Regions from separate parts of the Homo sapiens genome. Here region 2 is linked to region 1. A link is a loop called in an ENCODE intact Hi-C map of the cell type or tissue named here. Cell type or tissue: mammary epithelial cell. All regions are shown on one strand. Links, peaks and the distances in the headings refer to the core of each region. The heading gives the core; the rest is flanking DNA.

Evidence for each region. Hi-C counts contacts between places; a loop is a spot of excess contacts. Peaks named below come from ENCODE experiments on the same cell type or tissue, not always from the same donor. Only the 100,000 strongest peaks of a DNase experiment are listed, where the experiment ranks them.
Region 2: it touches region 1 in a loop (16-fold over the local background); 11 of 110 quality-filtered maps call a loop at or near these places.

The regions. Positions count from the first base shown.
Region 1 is chr2:132,266,764-132,271,763 of GRCh38, forward strand. LOC105373622 (a long non-coding RNA gene) reads left to right here and starts at 1,858. Exons shown (of 3, transcript XR_923341.3): 1 at 1,858-1,979. RefSeq lists enhancers at 904-1,416, 1,417-1,928, 3,451-4,392. In mammary epithelial cell, for the core only: a CTCF peak has its summit at 1,926 (motif pointing right); DNase peaks (open chromatin) are centred at 1,158 and 1,848; H3K4me3 peaks cover 345 bases; H3K27ac peaks cover 549 bases.
Region 2 is chr2:132,443,937-132,460,728 of GRCh38, forward strand. The region is part of intron 1 of GPR39 (G protein-coupled receptor 39); the gene reads left to right. Among named protein-coding and RNA genes, the nearest start is that of MIR9986, 19 kb to the left of the region's middle. In mammary epithelial cell, for the core only: a CTCF peak has its summit at 5,065 (motif pointing left); no DNase peak of the experiment used is centred there.

The sequences.
Region 1 (5,000 bases), core at 1-5,000:
AGAGAAAGACAGTAAGACAGAAGACAGACAAAGAGAGAGAGAGACAGGCAGAGAGAGAGAGAGACAGAGAGACAGAGACAGAGAAACACACAGGCAAAGAGAGAGAGAAAAAAACAGGGAGAGACAGACAGACAGACAGGGAGAGAGAGAGAGAGAGGCCGACAGACAGACAGACAGGCAGAGAAAGAGAATAAGACAGAAGACAGACACTGTGAGAGAGACAGAGAGAGAGATAGACAGAGACAGCGAGACAGAGAAAGAAAGAGAGATACAGACAGACAGACAAAGAGACAGAGAAAGACAGAGACGGACAGAGAGAAACAAAGAGAGAGAGACAGAGAGAGAAAGAGAGAGACAGGCAGGCAGAGAAAGACAGAAGACAGACACAGTGAGACAGGCAGAGAGAGAGAGAGACACAGAGAGAGAGAGACAGAGAGAAAGAAAGAGACAGAGAGAGATGGACAGAGAGAAACAGAGAGAGGGACAGCGAGAAACAGAGAGAGAGACAGAGACAGAGACAGACAGAAACAGACAGACAAACAGGGAGAGAGAGAGAGAGACAGACAGGCATAGAGAGAGAGACAGGCAGGCAGAGAAAGGGAGTAAGACAGAAGACACACACAGTGAGAAAGACAGGCAGAGAGAGAGAGAAATAGGCAGAGAGAGAGAGACAGAGAGAGTGAGAGAGAAAACAGAGAAAGAGAGAGACAGAGACAGACAGAGAGACAGAGAGAGGAGCAGGAAGGGCGTGCTCAGGAAATAATTACACATATTTTATAACGCTTTTGATCCCGTAAACGGTGGCCGAGGTGTGCTTTGAAAACAACAACAACAGCAACAAGAGCAGCAGCAGCATTCGCTTACGGGTTTCTAGAACATAAGATGTTCTGAAGTCTAGTAAACATCAACGGGCTCTCACTACACGTTGAGAGATTCACAAAAGCTCTAGTTAACAGGAGAAAACAGCAGCTAATGTGTCTTGGGGAAAATATACGTCTTCCTGAAAATTGCGGATTTCTACTTCACCTGAAAAGAAATACATACGAAAAAGGAAAAACACGAACAAAACAAAACAAGCCAACGAACACGGGCCAATGCACCGTCCCTGGAAATCTTAAGTGAGCAAAGTATTAGTTTTCAGAAACCGTTTCTATTTTGGGCAAATGCTAAGAAGGCCCAGATTAGAGCTGTGACGCCCTTCCCATTGTGAAACTATGTTGGCCGGAGGGAGGAGAAACTAAAACATCATGATAAAAGGTGATTGAGACCCAGCCAGAGTGAAGCTTTCCTAGGGAGGGAGGCCTGAGGAGGGAAGCGGGGGAAGAAACCCACAACTGCAGACCCGCCCGCTTGCCCACGCGGGTCAAGGGCTATGCCATCGGCCCAAGCTGCCTCTGGGGAAGTGGGACCGTGCCACCCCCATCTTCAAAAACGGTGACCACTGAGTGAGGCCTGACGCCCACCGATGCAAATGTCAGCCTGGCAAGAATGAGATCGCCGGCAAGGGGTGGGGGAAGGGGAGAGAAGACGGAGGCACACCGGGGTGGCTCCGGAAGGTTTCCAAGCAGGGTGTTGGGAGGCGGGGGGTGGGGGTTTGGGGGGAACCCACCTAACTGACTCACTAAATGAAGGTAAAGGGACGTGGGTAGTGGGGGGAGCCGAGGGGCGACTTGAAAATTAAACTGACCCCTCCTAAATCCCAAGTAGAAGAGTCTATGCACACGAAAGAAACCAACACACAAAGAAAACTAAAGCTCTGATCAAAGAACAATAGGGCCCCAGCCAGGGCAGAGGTTCCCTAGGCAACGAGGGAGAGAGGGAGGGGCCTCCAGAAGGGAGAGAGAGAAACCGGTTGCCCCAGGTTCGGTGAAGTCTGGGAGACCTCCCTCTGTGTCACCTCGACTTTCAATAACAGTGGCCGCTAGGTGATGCCCGAAGACAACCGATGCCTGCAAATGTCAGTCAGCACGGAAAAGAATGTATGTATGTATGTATGTATGTATGTATGTATGTATGTATGTATGTATGTATTTATTTATAGACAGAGTCTCACTCACTCTACAGCCTGGGCTGTAGTGCAGTGGTGCGATCTCAGCTCACTGCAGCCTCCGCCTCCCAGGTTCAAGCGATTCTCCAGCCTCAGCCTCCCAAGTAGCTGGCATTACAGGCACCTGCCCCACCGCTCCTGACTCAGTTTTGTATTTTTAGTAGAGACGGGGTTTCGCTGTGTTGGCAAGGTTGGTCTCGAACTCCCAACCTCAGGTGATCCACCCGCCTCGGCGTCCCAAAGTGCTGGGATGACAGATGTGAGCCACCACGCCCGGCCTTAACCGTTTACTTTTAAGTTGAGGAACTTATCAGGGAAATATGAGAAGTACAGACGCCACACGTGACAGACAGAAAAGTCTGAAAATGCCCCTTGCATCCAAGTGGGGACCCGGCCTCGACCTCCCGAAATCATACACCGAGTGGGGAAGCCCAGCAAGGCCCGTCTGTCTAGATTCTTCTCAGCCTCTCTAAGCACCTAAGCATGCACTTCTCACTTTCGTGGAAGGGGCAGAGCCCTCCCCGTCATGAGGTGTCTGACAGACTGACACAGAAAGAGACAGACATAGAAAGACAGAGACGGACAGAGAGAGATAGAGAGAAACAGACAGAAAGAGAGAGAGATGGAGAGTGAGTGAGAGAGAGAGAGACATGGAGGGAGAGAGACAGAAAGGCAGAGAAAAAGAGTAAGACAGAAGACACAGTGAGAGAGACAGGCAGAGAGAGAGAGAGACAGAGACAAAGACAAAGAAAGAGAGAGAAAGAGACGGACAGAGAGAGACAGAAACAGAAAGAGAGAGAGAGAGAAACAGAAAGGGAGGGAGAGAGACAGAGACAGAGAGACTGACAGACAGATAGGCAGAGAAAGAGAGTAAGACAGAAGACAGATACAGTGAGAGAGACAGGCAGAGAGAGACAGAGGGAGAGACAGACAGAGAAAGAGACAGAGAGAGAAAGCAGAGATGGAGAGAGAGAGACAGACAGAAACAGAAAGAGAGAGAGACAGAGACAGAGAGAAGCAGACAGACAGGGAGGGAGGGAGACAGACAGAGAGAGGGAGACAGACAGAGAATGGGAGACAGACAGACAGGCAGAGAAAGAGAGTAAGACAGAAGATAGGCACAGACAGAGAGACAGGCACAGAGAGAGAGACAGACAGATAGAGAAAAAGAAAGAGACAAGCCGGGCACGATGGCTCATGCTTGTCATCCCAGCACTTTGGGAGGCCGAGGTGGGTGGATCACGAGGTCAGGAGATCAAGACCATCCTGGCTAACACGGTGAAACCCCGTCTATACTAAAAATACAAAAAATATAGCCAGGTGTGGTGGCGGGTGCCTGTAGTCCCAGCTACTCGGGAGGCTGAGGCAGGAGAATGGCATGAATCTGGGAGGTGGAGGTTGCAGTGAGCCGAGATCGTGCCACAGAAAAAGAAAGAGAGAGACAGACAGACAGAGGAAGACAGAGACAGACAGAGAGAGACAGAGAGAAACAGAGATAGAGAGAGACAGAGAGAAACAGACAGAAATTGAGAGAGACAGAGAGAGAGAAACAGAAAGGCAGGGAGGGAGAGAGAGACAGATAAACAAAGAAAGAGAGTAACACAGAAGAGAGACACAGTGAGAGAGACAGGCAGAGAGAGAGAGACAGAGACAGAGAGAAAGACAAAGAGAGAGAAAGAGACGGACAGAGAGAGACAAAGAGAAAGAGAGACAGAGAGAGAAACAGAAAGGGAGGGGGACAGACAGACAGAGAGAGAGAGACTGACAGATAGGCAGAGAAAGAGAGTAAGACAGAAGACAGACACAGTGAGAGAGACAGAGACAGAGAGACAGACAGAGAAAGAAAGGGAGGGACAGAGAAAGAGACAGAGAGAGAAAGACAGAGATGGACAAAGAGAGACAGACAGAAACAGAAAGAGAGAGAGACAGACAGAGAGAAACAGAGAGGGAGGGAGGGAGACAGACAGAGAAAGAGAGACAGACAGACAGGCAGAGAAAGAGAGTAAGACAGAAGATAGGCACAGAGAGAGAGAGAGAGACAGACAGAGAGACACAGAAAAAGAAAGAGAGAGGCAGACAGAGAAAGACACAGACAGAGAAAAACAGAGATGGACAGAGAGAGACAGAGAGAAACAGACAGAGAGAGACAGACAGATGGGCAGAGAAAGAGAGTAAGACAGAAGACAGACACAGTGAGACAGGCAGAGAGAGAGAGAAAGACAGAAGTCAGACACAGTGAGACAGGCAGAGAGAGAGAGAGAGACAGACAGACAAAGAGACAGAGAGAGACAGACAGAGAGAGAGAGAAACAGGAAACAGAGAAACAGAGAGAAACAGGAAACAGAGAAACAGAGAGAAACAGAAAGGGAGGGAGAGAGAGAGACAGACAGATGGACAGGCAGAGGAGAGTAAGACAGAAGACAGACATAGTGAGAGAGACAGGCAGAGAGACAGAGAGACAGAGACAGAAAGAGACAGAGAAAGACAGGGATGGACAGAGAGAGACACTGAGAAACAGAAAGAGAGAGAGACAGAGAGAAACAGACAGAGAGAAAGTGAGAGAGAGAGAGAGAGAAACAGAAAGGGAGGGAGAGACAGAGACAGGCAGAGAAAGTAAGACAGAAGATAGGCACAGAGAGCAAGAGACAGAGAGAGAGAGACAGACAGAGACACAGAGAAATAAAGAGAGAAGCAGACAGACAGAGAAAGAGACAGACAGAGAAAAACAGAGACAGAGAGAGACACAGAGAAACAGACAGCGAGGGAGAGAGAGAGACAGACGGGCAGAGAAAGTGAGTAAGGCAGAAGACAGACACAGTGAGAGAGGCAGAGAGAGAGAGAGACAGAGAGACAGAGAGACAGAGACAGAGAGAAAGAAAGAGACAGACAGACAGAGAAAGAGACACAGAGAGAAAGACAGAGACGAACAGAGAGAGACAGAGAGAAACAGATA
Region 2 (16,792 bases), core at 2,474-7,473, 180 kb after region 1:
TGGTGGCATGCACCTGTAGTCCTAGCTACTTGGGAGGCTGAGGTGGGAGGATCGCTTGAGCCTGGGAGGTGGAGGTTGCAGTGAGCCATGATTGCCCCACTGCACTCCAGCCTAGGCAATAGAGTGAGACCCTCTCTCAAAAAAATGGTCATTATGAAGGTGTATTTGTCAGGGAAGGAGGATAGAACACTTTATTGAACAATTCATCAGCTTGGTTTGTAACTTTAAAATATTTATGTGGCCTTCCATTTGTATTCTCATACTGACTACAAGTCAGAATTACCCGAACTATTGAACTGTTACCTAGTCTCACTAGCATATAGTTGAATTCTATAAATTACTAGTCTATGGCATTATGGGAATTTTTTTTTTTAAAGACAGGGTCTCACTCTTGTCACCTTAGGCTGTGCAGTGGTACAATCATAGCTCATAGTCGCCTCAACTCTTGGGCTCAAGCCGTCTTCCCACCTCAGTCTCCCAAGTAGCTGGGAATGCAGGCACACGCCCATACCCAGTTGACTTTTATTTTTTGTAGAGATGGGGTTCTCACTATGTTGTGTAGGCTGATTTTGAACTCCTGACCTCAAGCAGTCTTCCTGCCTCAGCCTCCCACAGTGTTAAGATTACAGGCGTGAGCTACCACACCGGCTATGAGATTTTATTCTAACACTGTGATTTAATTAGGCTTCTGAACTCATGCATCTGCTGGAGTCTGGCAGTGTTTGGCCGCTTCATTTAAAAACTTGATGCTAATGGCCAGGTAATTGTTTCAAAGATCACCATTGATGAAGTGTCCAGATCTATCAGCCACAAATGCTGTGAAGGAGAGAATGGCTATCTTCCATTTCCTTTGGGTTTGCTGTACTTTTAGTTCAGAGTAGCAGTGGCCCTTCAAGGTTTGAAAAAGCTGAAAACATCAGAGAGGATGCAGTGGACAAATATTGAGTCAGTCCTTATTAAAGAAAAGAAATTTTTGAGTGGGCGACATATCCCAAAAGGTACCAGTTTCCTAAGAGCCAGATAAGATAAGAACACAGATAAGATCTGTGTACAGATCTTAGGTTTATCAAATGGCTTCAGCTCCCCTACCGCCCATCCATTCCCTTTATTTAAATTGGGTGTCAATGTGATAGTTTTTAAAAAATTATAGAATAATCATTTAAAAATCATTCATGACTCATCATCCTAACACACCTGTTTTTATTGTTACATGTTAACTTACTCGTACATGTAAACTACTGCATTGTTCCAATCAGCATCCATATGTTATTCTGATTTTTTGTTTTAAATGTTACATTGTATATTTTTCTATGTTCCCATAGTCCTTATAATTCCCATTTTAGAGTCTATATAATATGATGACATGATTTTACATGCCTTTTTTTGTAACATGGAAATTTGAGAACAAAAGAAGAAACTGATTCATATCCCTAGATCCTTTGAGTTTTTATTAGTCTTATCACTCTTTAAAACCCCTACTGACTTATTTCCATGATGCAAGCAAGATAATTTGTTAATCAAAAGTTTAATTAACACACATACTAGAGTTACATATTTATTTTAGGCCAAATTTTAAAATGTAATAGACTTAACCTTGATATATGGCACCCCCATGTAATTGATGTATATAGGACATTTATGCCTGTTTTCTAGGTCTTTTCTTTCATTGCTTTATAAGGCTTTAAAAATGTATACAGGGATTTATTGTTGTGTCTTCGCTTCTATGACAAATTGTTTGCCATACCTGTGATTTATTTTTCACTAATTTGTTCCCAGAGAACAACCTTGAAATGTAGCTCTCCAATACAATGCTGACCCTATGAGGAAATGATGATCTGCCTTCTAGAAACACATTAGGGTAAACAGTAGACACTGCTGGTATTTGCACCAAGTACCAGTCAAGGGCAGGCCCCTGTATGAATAAGAGGCGAAGGTCAGTGGTCACCAGCGGGCTCAGGAGGAGACAGGGGCTTGTCTGGCATAGCCCACTATCATGGGCATTTCGTCAGTCACAGAGATCAGCACAGGAGACCTCGCAGGAGAAATGGCAAGCCAGAAGCGGGGGTGTGTTTTGAGGAAGGGGGTGAAGTGCAGAGATGTGACTCCTCAGAGAAGCATGTGGGCAAGTCTTGAAATAACAGAGAAAGAACTAGTTAGTAGATTAAAGCAGATTTTCAAATTACATTTAAAAAATTCTCTTAATTGGCATAGAGATCTCTAGACCAGGGCAATCTACATTTTTATTGAGACTCTATACTGAGTGCCCAGCATGGCAATAGCGTACTGCACTCACCCTTTTATTCACCCATTAATAGTGAGCACCCACTATGTGCCAGGCATGTGCTGGGCCTCAGAGACACAAAGCCATGAAGAAATGGTCTCCACCTTCCATTTTCTTCTGGTGTAATGAGAAAGACAGACACGCACATAAACCAGATGTTGCAATTCAGAGCAAAAAGTCTTAAAACAGTGTTAGGGCCAAGTGCCTTGGAAGCATTCATTTATTCAGTAAGCGTTTATTGAGTTTCTGTTGTGCACCAGGCATTGTGCTAGGTGCTGGACATGTAGGAGAGAACAAAGAGGGTAAAACTCCTAGCATTGTGGAATTGACAGCTTGGTGACGCTAGAATTCCTCTTAGAGAAAGAATTTTGTGCCTCTGCCTGTGTCTTGGAAAGCTTCCTGGAGATGCTGGCAAGGCTAAGTTTACAGGGCAGTAGGAATGAGGAAGTGGAAATGAAGGTGGGATAGGGGCAGCAAAGGAGTATGGGAGAGATAGAGGTGGAGCAGGGGCAGTAATGGAGATGAGATGGGAGCAGAAATGGAATGGAGTGGAGTAGAGAGCAGGGATGGGGCTGCAATGAGGGTAGGGTGGAGATAGGGTAGATTGTGGGGACAGGGATGAAGGTGAGGTGGACAGGCAGATCTTTTTCTAGTATGCAGAGACAAGTGTGCAATGGCACAGAAAAGTGAAGCAACATGGTTAGGGCCTGAATATATGCCCCATATGTAAAGATCCAGATGACCCAGCCAGGTCCCAAGGGGCATGTAATAGTGTTGGGCAGACAAGGTGAATGCATGAAACGGGCAAAGCAATGCCCCACCTGGTCAAGAGAGCTGCTGAATTTTGCACCTTTGGTTGTAAATTGCTCATTAGCAGAATCTGAGTAGCGGGCCTGTTGCAGTAACCGCCAGCCTGGTCTCTGTACCTCGGTCTTCATCCCTGTCCTATCCCTTCTGTCATTCATTAAATATTTACTAACACCTCCTAAGTCCTGGGCCCAGTAGATTCTGTTCATATATAGTTAATTTAAAGACAAAGTCTGTCTCCAGAGCCTAGGAGCTATTAGATAAGTTTGTACAATCCCAAGGAGTTAAGAGCTTTCTCAGGAATAGAAACCAAATCTAAGTGGAATGTAAAGAGGAGCTGGCTAATATTATCAGGGGCGCTTTGTTGCTGACATTTCGTTACAATTTTCTGAATGCTTCATGTATTTTCCTTCATTCTTAACTGACATTTTTGCTGAAGCTTGCTTCTCACCCTCTTGCTTAGAGATATCTTCAGCTGCTAGGCTCACCGTGGTCCAGGTCCACAAATCTCTCAAATTTGTATTATAACTATTATAACAATTAACTGAACATGTGTATTGGGTGCCTGCTCAGACTGAAAACTGCTTAAGGACAGGAGACTTCTTTTGGAGCCTTAACTAAGAACATTACAGGTGTTCCAAAAATATTTGTTTTTTAGCAAAATTGGAGCAATTAGAAAAGAATCCATTAAGTTTAGCAACTGAAGCAATTAGAGAATAATTCATTTTTAAAAACTTTAGAATATCAGAGTTAAAGTGTATGGCTTGGCTTTTTGATAAAGCTATTGACCTTTGGATTCCTTTTGTCAAATTCTGACTCTCCAAATATCACCAGCACACAACCAGTTGAGGAGAGAAAACTGAATTTATTGTTTGCTGCAGTAAGGAAGAAAACCACCTTGACAGCTTTGGTGGTGTCTTGGAACAGGGCAAAGCATGGTTGGAATTTGTTGAGAAGTGGAAGTTTGATTTAAGGCAGACCTAGATCTTTCAATGGGGAGGACTTGATTAGAATGGGTAAGGATCATGATAGAAAAGTTTAGAATTGGTGGAAATAGCAAGGTAAGGATTTTTGAGGCAGAAGACTTAAAGAATTTTAGGGAATAAACTGCTCTTGATGAATTCTTTTTATGAGAGTTCTTTGGGTCCTTTGAGAAGTTCCTATAATGAACAGTCAAATTATCTGCCTGGACAAGACTCTCCTGGCATACTAAGATGGTGCTAGTGATGACAATGAAATAGTAAAGTCATGTATGTAGACAGTAAGCTGTGTGGGGTGTGGATAGTTTTGGTTCTCACTTGCTAGCCAAGCAGGAAGTAATTGATGGCTAGAAAACAAAACACAAAAGGCTTTCTCTAACGTTTTGTTTGGGAGTTTGAATTTTCACTTAGGCACATGCAGAGGCAAAGAGGTCTCCTGTCCATGGAAATGTGTTTCATGGATAAGAAGAGGTCAGTCGTCAGGTTACTGGGTGCTGACCCCTGGGATTTGTCAAACACACGTCAGCGGCTGGCTTCCTTAACGGCTTTCTTAACAGCTGATGCCGAGTGCTGCCTGCAATGATGCAGTGAGTTTCCATGTTCCCTTGTTTCTGTGTCACATCTTTCTCTTGACATTTATCCTTCTATGAGATGTTTACTAATGCAGAGACCCACCAGATGAAAATGTCCAATAACATCATGATACTTTATTTCATATTTTATTGGGTCAGAAAACTGCAATGTCTCTTCCATTTCATGCTGACTGCCACCAACTCACTTCTAAGTATACTGTAAGAATCATGCCTTTCTTTAATCATGCGGCAAAATCTCACCCAAGGAATCTGAAATTGGTTTTTCTCCCCTTCTGTCCAGACACTGCAGCCCCAGACATCTTTTTGGTACCTTTCTGAGTAAAATGGGAGGACAATGGTGTGATGCAGATTTCAGCAATAAATAATTTTGTCTCTTACAGCCAGCTCTCCGCAACCCCCTGCAGGCTGTTTGCAAACTGCAGTTTTTCAAATACCACCTTGCATGGTATTAAACCCTCTTGAGCTGAGCATTGGAGAATAGTCAAAATAAGCTATTGAGTTCTGGGTGATAGCAGGTGGGCAGAAACTGAAGCCAGAGCTGCCATTGCCACACGGCAAGGTTTCTGCAAATCGCCTTCCTCCCCAACAGAGAATTTGACTCTGGTGCTTTCTTTTCTTTTTCCTTTCCTTCGTGTTTTTTTGTTTGTTTGTTTGTTTTGTTTTGTTTTGAGACAGAGTCTCGCTCTGTCACGCAGGCTGGAGTACAATGGCGCGATCTTGGCTCACTGCAACCTCCGCCTCAAGGTTCAAGGGATTCTCCAGCCTCAGCCTCCTGAATAGCTGGGAGTACAGGCATGCGCCACCATGCCTGGCTAATTTTTGTATTTTTAGTAGAGACAGGGTTTCACCGTGTTGTGGTCAGGCTAGTCTTGAACTCCTGACCTCGTGATCCGCCTGCCTCAGCCTCCCAAAGTGCTGGGATTACAGACATGAGCCACCGTGCCTGGCCTAGTGCTTACTTTATTAATGGAAGCTGTTTGAATTTTCATTTGGTTGTCTTGGGTTTGAGGGCTTCTCATCAGCCCTTTTTTATTGTTTCACTTTTCAAAAACATTCCACTTTGCTTCTCATCATCTTTGTTCCTCAGTTGAACTGAGAGCAAGTGTGATTTTAATGAAGCACTGATCCTTTTTTTTAAGAGCTTTTCAGCAGGCCTAGATGATTGGCATTTATTATCATTTTGTGTCTGCCTTCTGCTCAGAATATAAAGGAATCTTGGAATTATTTTCTCTCTTCTCTTATAGGCCCAAAGGGGTCTCACTTCTCTCCCCCTTCCTTGCTTTTTAAAATTTTACATCTCCTACACCTTCTAGCATCCCCTGGTACAATCTCCTACAGGCCCTTCAAAATCTTTTGGGCACAAGTGGCTGGGCTGAGTCAGACAGCTTGGAAATGCAAAAAGGCAGGCCAGGCAGAAAGATTGATGGTGGAATGTCAGCTTGCTGCCAGTGTCTGTACCATGTGGAACCATCAGGGTTTCCCTTGCCCTTTGTCTGTTCCAATATACTTTGCTTATCACCCAGGCTCTGGCAGGTCAAGGAAGACCTGACGTGGCAGCTTCTAGGGCTGAGATTTGCATGAAAGTGCTGGAATCAAAACTACCTGACTGATGTCTGCATGGAGCTCATAGGTCCCTAGGTTGTAACTGTACCTGCTAGGGCCACCACTGCTGATCAGCATAGAATTGATGCAAAGCAGATGGCCACCAACATTGAGCTTTCTGCTCAGCTCCTCTCCTGGCTGTGCTTCATAGAATGCAAAGGTAAGTGGGCTTTCCACTGGCACCTACTTTGTAATGGACATTTGATTATAGGCACTTGGCTGAGAGGCCTGTACATTTTTTAACATATTTACCTTCTGACTTTTCATTTCTTATCTGCATATGGTTGTTACCTACACCTGGGATTCGTAAAAGTTCATCAGGAAAGCACATGTAAGGTACCAGAAACAGTGCCAGGCACAGGGCAGCCTCTCTATAGCTGTTTATTCCTTTCTTTCCTGCTTCCTTCACCTATACCCTCTGACACCTCAGCCAGGCTGCTGGTTGCTAGTAGGTGCCAAGGGAATGGTGCTGAAGTGAGTGCCCTCAGAGAAGAGACAAGAAAGCTTTCTGAGTGGGGTTTGAACTTCTTCCCTCTACTCTGCCAGCCAACTGAGCTAACAGAAGTTCAGCAACAGCTCACCATTTCCTTTGAATCGGTGTCTCCAATTCTCAGTCTTCAAATAGCTCCAGCAGACAGCAGGGTTTTGTTTTTCCTTTATTTAGAACCAATTATGGTCTGGAACCAATTTGGTGAAAGGTGCCTGAGTTTTCCTTAGCAACCTAATTCTGTTTGCCTTATGTGCTTGACTTTTGCTGATTTTCAGCCCAAATTCCAGCTATGTCCAGTGCTCAAAGGTGGATGCCAGAGGAAAAGGGCTGGTGGGATCAACCTGCCCCAGGTGCTTGAACAGAAATGCTCTGGGAAGAGGTAGAGGGGATGCTATTTTTTAGCATGGGGCTGTGGGAAGCTCTGGAGGCTAGCTGAGAGCCATTGCTATCTTTGAGGCTGTGTGTGTGTGTGTGTGTGTGTGTGTGCACGCGCGTGAAATGCTTTGCCCTTTGATAGTCACAAGGGTCACCCATTCTTTCATTCTGTCCTCTGATACCTTCTCACCGCCACTCTCCCATTACTCTCTATTTCCACTCTGCTTTATTGTTCATCATAGTACTCACCTCTACTTGGCATTATGTTGTACAGTTATTTGTTTATAACGTGTCTTTCCAATTAAATGTAAGCTCTTTGAAGGCAGAGTCTTGCCCATGTTGCTCATTGCTCTATTCTCAGTGCCTTGAGCCATACCCAGTGCATATTAGGCACTCAATAAATATTCATTGAATGAATGGATGAGTGGATAGGTAAATGTCTTTGGTGTTTGGGACACCAAGCAGCAAGGTGAGAGGTTATTATATGACATGGGCTTGACAACAGGCTACATAGGGAGGAAACCTGGCAGATTAATGTTCTTTTAGTCTTTTCTTTCTTTCCTTCCCTTGCCTCTCATCCTCTACTCTATTTCACTTGTTTTACTATATTCTTAGGATTTACCTTTGGGCTGTTAAATAAATTTATTTACCAGTTTCTAATGATATCTTTTGACTTCTTAGCTATAGAAGATAATACAGTAGCTTCTTCCTTCCCCTTCTGTTAGTTATATTAGATCTACATTTTCAGGGTTTATAATATTTACCTGTTTTTAATCATAAATCCCAACTTGCTTTAGTCTTAGTCCTACATTTAAATAGATTCAGTCTTCTTCACTAGGCCTTTGCTGTTGTTTTCCATTCAACTCTTGGGTGGCTGAAAACTTCTTCCCCTAATAGTTTCTTCAAGACATAACAAAATGTCTTGAATTGTTGTAAGTTCAAATATGGTTCATTTCTTTTATAATGAATGATAGTTTTTGCTGGGTATAAAATTTTTGAGTCACACTGTTTTTTGGAGGACTAGTACCAAAGGTATCACTCCACTATCTTCTAATGGTAAATGATACAATGGTAAAGTCTGAGGCCAATCTCATTTTTCCCCATCATAAGGAAGGAGTGACTGCCTGCCCAAATATTCTTTCTTTATCTTTGGAGTCTCATAAATGTACTAGATTATGGTTGTCACTTTTTTCCAGGATACTCTGTGACTTTCAAGATGTAGTCAAGTACAATGTATTCAAGTCTTCTTTTATTTCTGGAAAATGTATTGAGTTACACCTTTAAATATTCTTTTATGTCTTTTGCTAATCTTCCTTACCTATCATTTTCTTTCTAATCCCTTTAAATTTCTTATTTCCATTTCATTCTGTTCTTACTTTTTTCAATCACTGTTCTTTCCTTTCTGTTTCTTTCTGTATTTTTTTAAATTATACTTTAAGTTCTAGGGTACATGTGCACAGCATGCAGGTTTGATACATAGGTATACATGTGCCATGTTGGTTTGCTGCACCAATCAACTCATCATTTACATTAGGTGTTTCTCCTAATGCTATCCCTCCCCCAGTCCCCCACCCCCCAATAGGCCCCAGTGTTTGATGTTCCCTGTCCTGTGTCCAAGTGATCTCTTTGTTCAATTCCCACCTATGAGTGAGAACATGCGGTGTTTGTTTTTCTGTCCTTGTGATAGTTAGCGGAGAATGACGGTTTCCAGCTTCATTCATGTCCCTGAAAAGGACATGAACTCATTCTTTTTTTATGGCTGCATAGTATTCCACGCTGTATATATGCCACATTTTCTTAATCCAGTTCTATTCATTGATGGATATTTGTGTTGGTTCTAAGTCTTTGCTATTGTAAATAGTGCTGCAATAAACATACATGTGCATGTGTCTTTATGGTAGCATGCTTTATAATCCTTTGGGCTTATACCCAGTAATGGGATTGCTGGGTCAAATGGTAATTCTAGTTCTACATCCTTGAGGAATCACCACACTGTCTTCTACAATGGTTGAAGTAATTTACACTCCCACCAACAGTGTAAAAGTGTTCCTATTTCTCTACATCCTCTCCAGCATCTGTTGTTTCCTGACTTTTTAATGATTGACATTCTAACTGATGTGAGATGGTATCTCATTGTGGTTTTGATTTGCATTTCTCTGATGACCAGTGATGATGAGCATTTTTTCATGTGTCTGTTGGTGGCATAGATGTCTTCTTTTGAGAAGTGTCTGTTCATATCCTTTGCCTAATTTTGTTGGGGTTGTTTGTTTTTTACTTGTAAATTTGTTTGAGTTTTTTGTAGTGTTTGGATATTAGCCTTTTGTCAGATGAGTAGATTGCAAAAATTTTTTCCCATTCTGTAGGTTGCCTGTTCACTCTGACAGTAGTTTCTTTTGCTGTGCAGAAGCTCTTTAGTTTAATTAGATCCCATTTATCTATTTTGGCTTTTGTTGCCATTGCTTTTGGTGTTTTAGTCATGAGGTCCTTGCCCATGCCTATGTCCTGAATGATATTCCCTAGGTTTTCTTCTAGTGCTTTTAGGTTTTAGGTCTAACATTTAAGTCTTTAATCCATCTTGAATTAATTTTTGTATAAGGTGTAATGAAGGGATCCAGTTTCAGCTTTCTGCATATGGCTAGTCAGTTTTCCCAGCACCATTTATTAAATAGGGATGCCCTTTCCCCATTTCTTGTTTTTGTCAGGTTGGTCAAAGATCAGATGGTTGTAGATATTTGGTGTTATTTCTGAGGCCTCTCTTCTGTTTCATTGGTCTATATGTCTGTTTTGGTATCAGCACCATGCTGTTTTGGTTACTGTAGCCTCGTAGTATAGTTTAAAGTCAGGTAGTGTGATGCCTCCAGCTTTGTTCCTTTGGCTTAGGATTGTCCTGGCAATGTGGGCTCTTTTTTGGTTCCATATGAACTTTAAAGTAGTTTTTTCCAATTCTGTGAAGAAAGTAATAGGTAGCTTGATGCAGATGGCATTGAATCTATAAATTACTTTGGGCAGTATGGCCATTTTCATGATATTGATTCTTCCTATCCATGATCATGGAATGTTCTTCCATTTGTTTGTGTCCTCTTTTATTTTGTTGAGCTGTGCTTTGTAGTTCTCCTTGAAGAGGTCCTTCACATCCCTTGTAAATTGAATTCCTAGGTATTTTATTCTCTTTGTAGCAATTGTGAATGGGAGTTCACTCATTATTTGGCTCTCTGTTTGTCTGTTAATGGTGTATAGGAATGCTTGTGATTTTTGCACATTGATTTTGTATCCTGAGACTTTGCTTAAGTTGCTTATCAGATTAAGGAGATTTTGGGCTGAGATGATGGGGTTTTCTAAATATACAATCAGGTAATCTGCAAACAGGAACAATTTGACTTCCTCATTTCCTAATTGAATACCCTTTATTTCTTTCTCTTGCCTGATTGCCCTGGCCAGAACGTCCAACACTATGTTGAATAGGAGTGGTGAGAGAGGGCATCCTTGTCTTGTGCCAGTTTTCAAAGGGAATACTTCCAGTTTTTACCCATTCAGTATGATATTGGTTGTGGGTTTGTCATAAATAGCTCTTATTATTTTGAGATACGTTCCATCAATACCTAGTTTATTGAGAGTTTTTAGCATGATGGGTTGTTGAATTTTGTCAAAGGCCTTTTCTGCATCTATTGAGATAATCATGTGGTTTTTGTCATTGGTTCTGTTTATGTATGGATTATGTTTATTGATTTGCATGTGTCGAACCAGCCTTGCATCCCAGGGATGAAGCCGACTTGATCATGGTAGATAAGATTTTTGATGTGCTGCTGGATTTGGTTTGCCAGTATTATATTGAGGATTTTTGCGTTGATGTTCATCAGGGATATTGGTCTAAAATTCTCTTTTTTTGTTGTGTCTCTGCCAGCCTTTGGTATCAGGATGATGTTGGCCTCATAAAATGAATTAGGGAGGATTCTCTCTTTTTCTATTGATTGGAATAGTTTCAGAAGGAATGGTACCAGTTCCTCCTTGTACCTCTGGTAGAATTCGGCTGTGAACCTGTCTGGTCCTGGACTTTTTTGTGTTGGTAGGCTATTAATTATTGCCTCAATTTCAGAACCTGTAATTGGTCTTTTCAGAGATTCGACTTCTTCCTGGTTTAGTCTTGGGAGGGTGTATGTGTCCAGGAATTTATCCATTTCTTCTAGATTTTCTAGTTTATTTGCATAGAGGTGTTTATAGTATTCTCTGATGGTAGTTTGTATTTCTGTGGGATTGGTGGTGATAGCCCCTTTATGATTTTTTATTGTGTCTATTTGATTCTTCTCTCTTTTCTTCTTTATTAGTCTTGCTAGTGGTCTATCAATTTTGTTGATCTTTTCAAAACACCAGCTCCTGGAGTCATTGAATTTTGAAGGGTTTTTTGTTTCTCTATCTCTTTCAGTTCTGCTCTGATCTTAGTTATTTCTTGCCTTCTGCTAACTTTTGAATGTGTTTGCTCTTGCTTCTCTAGTTCTTTTAATTGTGATGTTAGGGTGTCAATTTTCGATCTTTCCTGCTTTCTCTTGTGGGCATTTAGTGCTATAAATTTCCCTCTACACACTGCTTTAAATGTGTCCCAGAGATTCTGGTATGTTGTGTCTTTGTTCTCATTGGTTTCGAAGAGCATCTTTATTTCTGCGTTCATTTTGTTATGTACCCAGTAGTCATTCAGGAGCAGGTTGTTCAGTTTCCATGTAGTTGTGCGGTTTTGAGTGAGTTTCTTAATCCTGGGTTCTAATTTGATTGCACTGGGGTCTGAGACAGTTTGTTGTGATTTCTCTTGTTTTACATTTGCTGAGGAGTGCTTTACTTACAATTATGTTGTCAGTTTTAGGATAAGTGTGATGTGGTGCTGAGAAGAATGTATATTCTGTTTATTTGGGGTGGAGAATTCTGTAGATGTCTATGAGGTCTGCTTGTTGCAGATCTGAGTTCAAGTCCTGGATATCCTTGTTAACCTTCTGTCTCATTGATCTGTCTAATATTGACAGTGGGGTGTTAAAGTCTCCAATTATTGTATGGGAGTCTAAGTCTCTTTGTAGGTCTCTAAGGCCTTGCTTTATGGATCTGGGTGCTCCTGTATTGGGTGGATATATATTTAGGATAGTTATCTCTTCTTGTTGAATTGATCCCTTTACCATTATGTAATGGCCTTCTTTGTCTCTTTTGATCTTTGTTGGTTTAAAGTCTGTTTTATCAGAGATTAGGATTGCAACCCCTGCTTTTTTTTTTTTTTTCCATTTGCTTGGTAGATCTTCCTCCATCCCTTTATTTTGAGACTATGTGCATCTTTGCACATGAGATGGGTCTCCTGAATACAGCACACTGATGGGTCTTGACTCTTTATCCAATTTACCAGTGTGTGTCTTTTAATTGGGGCATTTGGCCCATTTACATTTAAGGGTAATACTGTTATGTGTGAATCTGATCATGTCATTATGATGTTTGCTGTTTATTTTGCCCGTTCATTGATGCAGTTTCTTCATAGCATCGATGGTCTTTTCAATTTGGCATGTTTTTGCAGTGGCTGGTACCAGTTGTTTCTTTCCATGTTTAGTGCTTCCTTCAGGAGCTCTTGTAAGTCAGGCCTTGTGGTGACAACATCTCTCAGCATTTGCTTGTCTGTAAAGGATTTTATTTCTCCTTCACTTATGAAGCTTAGTTTGGCTGGATATGAAATTCTGGGTTGAAAATTCTTTTCTTTAAGCATGTTGAATATTGGCTCCTACTCTCTTCTGGCTTGTAGGGTTTCTGCCGAGAGATCCGCTGTTAGTCTGATGGGCTTCCCTTTGTGGATAACTTGACGTTTCTCTCTGGCTGCCCTTAACACTTTTTCTTTCATTTCAACCTTAGTGAATCTGACAATTATGTGTCTTGGGGTGGCTCTCCTCGAGGAGTATCTTTGTTGTATTCTTTATATTTCCTGAATTGGAATGCTGGCCTGCCTTGCTAGGTTGGAGAAGTTCTCCTGGATAATATCCTGAAGAGTGTTTTCCAACTTGGTTCCATTCTTCCCATCACTTTAAGGGACACAAATCAAATGTAGATTTGATCTTTTCACATAGTCCCATATTTCTTGGAGGTTTTGTTCATTTCTTCTTACTCTTTTTTCTCTAACCTTGTCTTCTCACTTTATTTCATTAATTTGATCTTCAATCACTGAAACCCTTACTTCCACTTGATGGAATCAGCTATTGAAGCTTATGCGTGCATCATGAAGTTCTCGTGCTATGATTTTCAGCTCCATCAGTTCATTTAAGGTCTTCTCTACACTGTTTATTCGAGTTAACCATCGTCTAATCTTTTTTTAAGGTTTTTAGCTTCCTTGCGATGGGTTCGAATGTCCTCCTTTAGCTTGGAGAAGTTTGTTATTACCGACCTTCTGAAGCCTACTTCTGTTAACTCATCAAAGTCATTCTCTGTCCAGCTTTGTTCCATTGCTGTCCATATGTGGTGTCAGTCAGCCCCTACTGGGAGGTGTCTCCCAGTTAGGCTACACGGGGTTCAGGGACCCACTTGAGGAGGCAGTCTGTCTGTTCTCAGAGCTCAAACGTCGTGCTGGGAGAACCACTGCTCTCTTCAGAGCTGTCAGACAGGGACGTTTAAGTCTGCAGAAGTTGTCTGCTGCCTTTTCTTCAGCTATGTTTTGCCCACAGAGGTGGAGTCTAGAGGCAGTAGGCCTTGTTGAGCTGTGGTGGGCTCCGCCCAGTTTGAGCTTCCCAGCCACTTTGTTTAGTTACTCAAGCCCCAGCAGTGGTGGACACCCCTCCCCTAGCCAGGCTGCCACCTCACAGTTCGATCTTGGACTGCTGCGCTAGCAGTGAGCAAGGCTCCGTGGGTGTGGGACCTGCTGAGCCAGGCATGGGAAAGAATCTCCTTGTCTGCCAGTTGCTAAGACCTTGGGAAAAGCACAGTATTTGGGTGGAAGTGTCCTGTTTTTCCAGGTAGTCTGTCACGGCTTCCCTTGGCTAGGAAAGGGAAATCTCCTGACCCCTTGCACATCCTGGGTGAGACGATGCCCTGCCCTGCTTCAGCTCACCCTCTGTGGGCTGCACCCACTGTCCAACCAGTCCCAATGAGATGAACCAGGTACCTCAGTTGGAAGTGCAGAAATCACCTGTCTTCTGCATCAGTCATGCTGGGAGCTGCAGACTGGAGCTGTTCCTATTTGGCCATCTTCTGTATTCTTACCAGTCTTGTTTTACTTGTGTTGCTTCAATTTTGCCTTTATTTCTATAATGTTTTTATTTTTTAAAAAAAATTCACTTATTTCCAGATTTTTCTTAGCTCATATTTCAAATTCTTCTATCTTATCACATTTTCCATGAGCTCATATATATCTACTTTACCTCTCTCTCTCTCTCTCTCGGTGTGTTTGTGTGTGTGTGTGTGTGTGTGTGTGTGTGTGTGTGTAAGTGCTTCATTAAGTTTTTCAAAAATCATGACAAAGTATTTAGTCACATTTTTTGTATCTGCTCCATGGCAATAGTTCTCTGCTGAATGTTTTTTTGTTTGCCATTACTTTTCATATTTCTTTGCTTATTTTTCCTATAATATTGCTTTATAGAGCCTGTAGTTTTTCCTTCTTGATGACAAAGTTTTGAATTCTTTGAATTTTCCCCCCAGGCCATTTGTAGGAAATTTGTGTAGGGAAGAGAAGAGAACCACATTGCATTCAAGGAAAAATTTTTCTTCACTGCAGTGTTTTGTATGAATCCTTTTAGCCTTCACCTCTGTCCAGTCAATAAAGATGAGCAATTATAGAGCTGTTCACAATGCCAAATCTCTCTCCTCCCCAACTCATGTGGGAAGACTTTTTTTCTGCATATATGACATATCTGTGTGTCTCCTTATTCAACCCATTTTCACCTGTTTCTCAGAATACAGCTGGTTCCAAAGAGACATTGTTGACTGCATTTTAGAGCCCATTTCCATTGTTGAAAGTAAGGGATTCTGATTCTACACCTCTGGGTTGCTCCTCACTTTACAGTGTACCTTTTTCACTCCTTCCTAAAACAGCAACCAAAGAATATCCTCTCTCTGTTTCTGGGCTCTGCTATTTTTGGTGTCCTCTCTATTTACTTCATGTTTTACAGTTCCATGTCTCCTAGGTTCATCACAGGTAGAATTTGTGTTTGTGTCTCTTGTTTAGAGTTATTGTTAAAAAGGGAAGATTGAATGTTAGTCATGTGCTACCATATCCAGGTGGGAAAACCTCAGCCCTTTTTGAGAAATCTCTTTCTTCATTAATAGAAAGCCTGTTTTCCAACTCTCCTGATTCTCCAGGAAGCAGCTGTTTTCTTTTCTCGTTCTCTCCCTCTCCAGGTTTCCAAGTGAGGCCAGATTCCTTGTTCCTCAAAAGGCTTTACCCTGACCACCCATGCCTGAATCCTCATTGTGCTCAGATTCCACACTGGGTGTAGCTTCTACTGCTTTGATTGCACCACCTTTTTGTATGTGTATATTCCTTTTTGTCTAAATAATAGGGCATTTAGGGACATGGTCTGGGGCAGAAACACTCTGTATCCTCTCTGCTACTAGCATGTCACTCCATGTTGTAGGTGCTGCATACATGATCATGAATTATTCCCTTCTAGGGAATTCTTATTGAATTAGATAGCTGTGTACTTGGCATGCATTATATTTGACACATACTCAGTCACGAAGACTTGATAATGCATAGACTGCTTCTGATAAAGAACTGTGGGTAAGTGCCCTCTTGAACTTATATGACACTGAGCAATGTCATTAGAAATAACTTCAGCTTTTAGTTGTCTCCAGGATTACGTAGATCAGTGATCCTTCCAAAACGATACCTGCTAGTTACAGCCTTTGGGATCAAATCACAATGTTCCTGGTAGCCTGCATCCTGCATACTTTAGTCATGTTCCAGAGTATCAGACCTAAAAGTAAAAGGAGCTAATGAGGCCAGTGACTCTCACAGGGTTTCCCACTGCTTCCTAAGTAGAAGCATTTTAAAATTTGGGATTTTAGGGTAAATGGTTTGAAAAACAAACAAATGAAAAACCTGCATAGGATTCTAGTATAACTTCCTAGCAATATGTCTCCTCATCTCTACCCTTGCTCCCAGACTCCTAAAGATCCCTGGTTTAGTCCGATGCCTGTGTTTTAGCTGTAGAAAGCTGGCACAGAGGGGCACAGTAACTCATTTAAGGTCATACATCCTATGCATTTTTCCTGAATGGCTGTACCATTTTTGCCCTTCATGTAGTCCACAGATGGACAATTTCTTGATAGATGAATCTGATGTGTCTGAAAGTTGGCTTATGCTAAAGTTAGGCTTGATGTCTGGGCTGGGGGAGAGGGGAGAAGATGCTGTTGTAGAAAAAAAGGAGTCATTGGAGTAGAATGGAAAATGTACATTTGACACCAATCAATAAGCCAATGCTTAAACTGAGATTTCCAAACATGATAAAGGGGTGGAAAAGATAAAATAGTAATTCAAACCATAGCAGCCTCCTTGACCCCAGTCAGTAGGAGACTCAGTGGAACAAATGGTTGCTTTTCCAAATTAAAAAAGAAAAAAAGGTGGCAGAGGTTAATTTCCAGTTTCTGGGAAGGTGTGCTTAAAACATGATGGATTTGAAGACTCTGCCAACAATTTCTCTGTCTCTGTCTTTTTTTT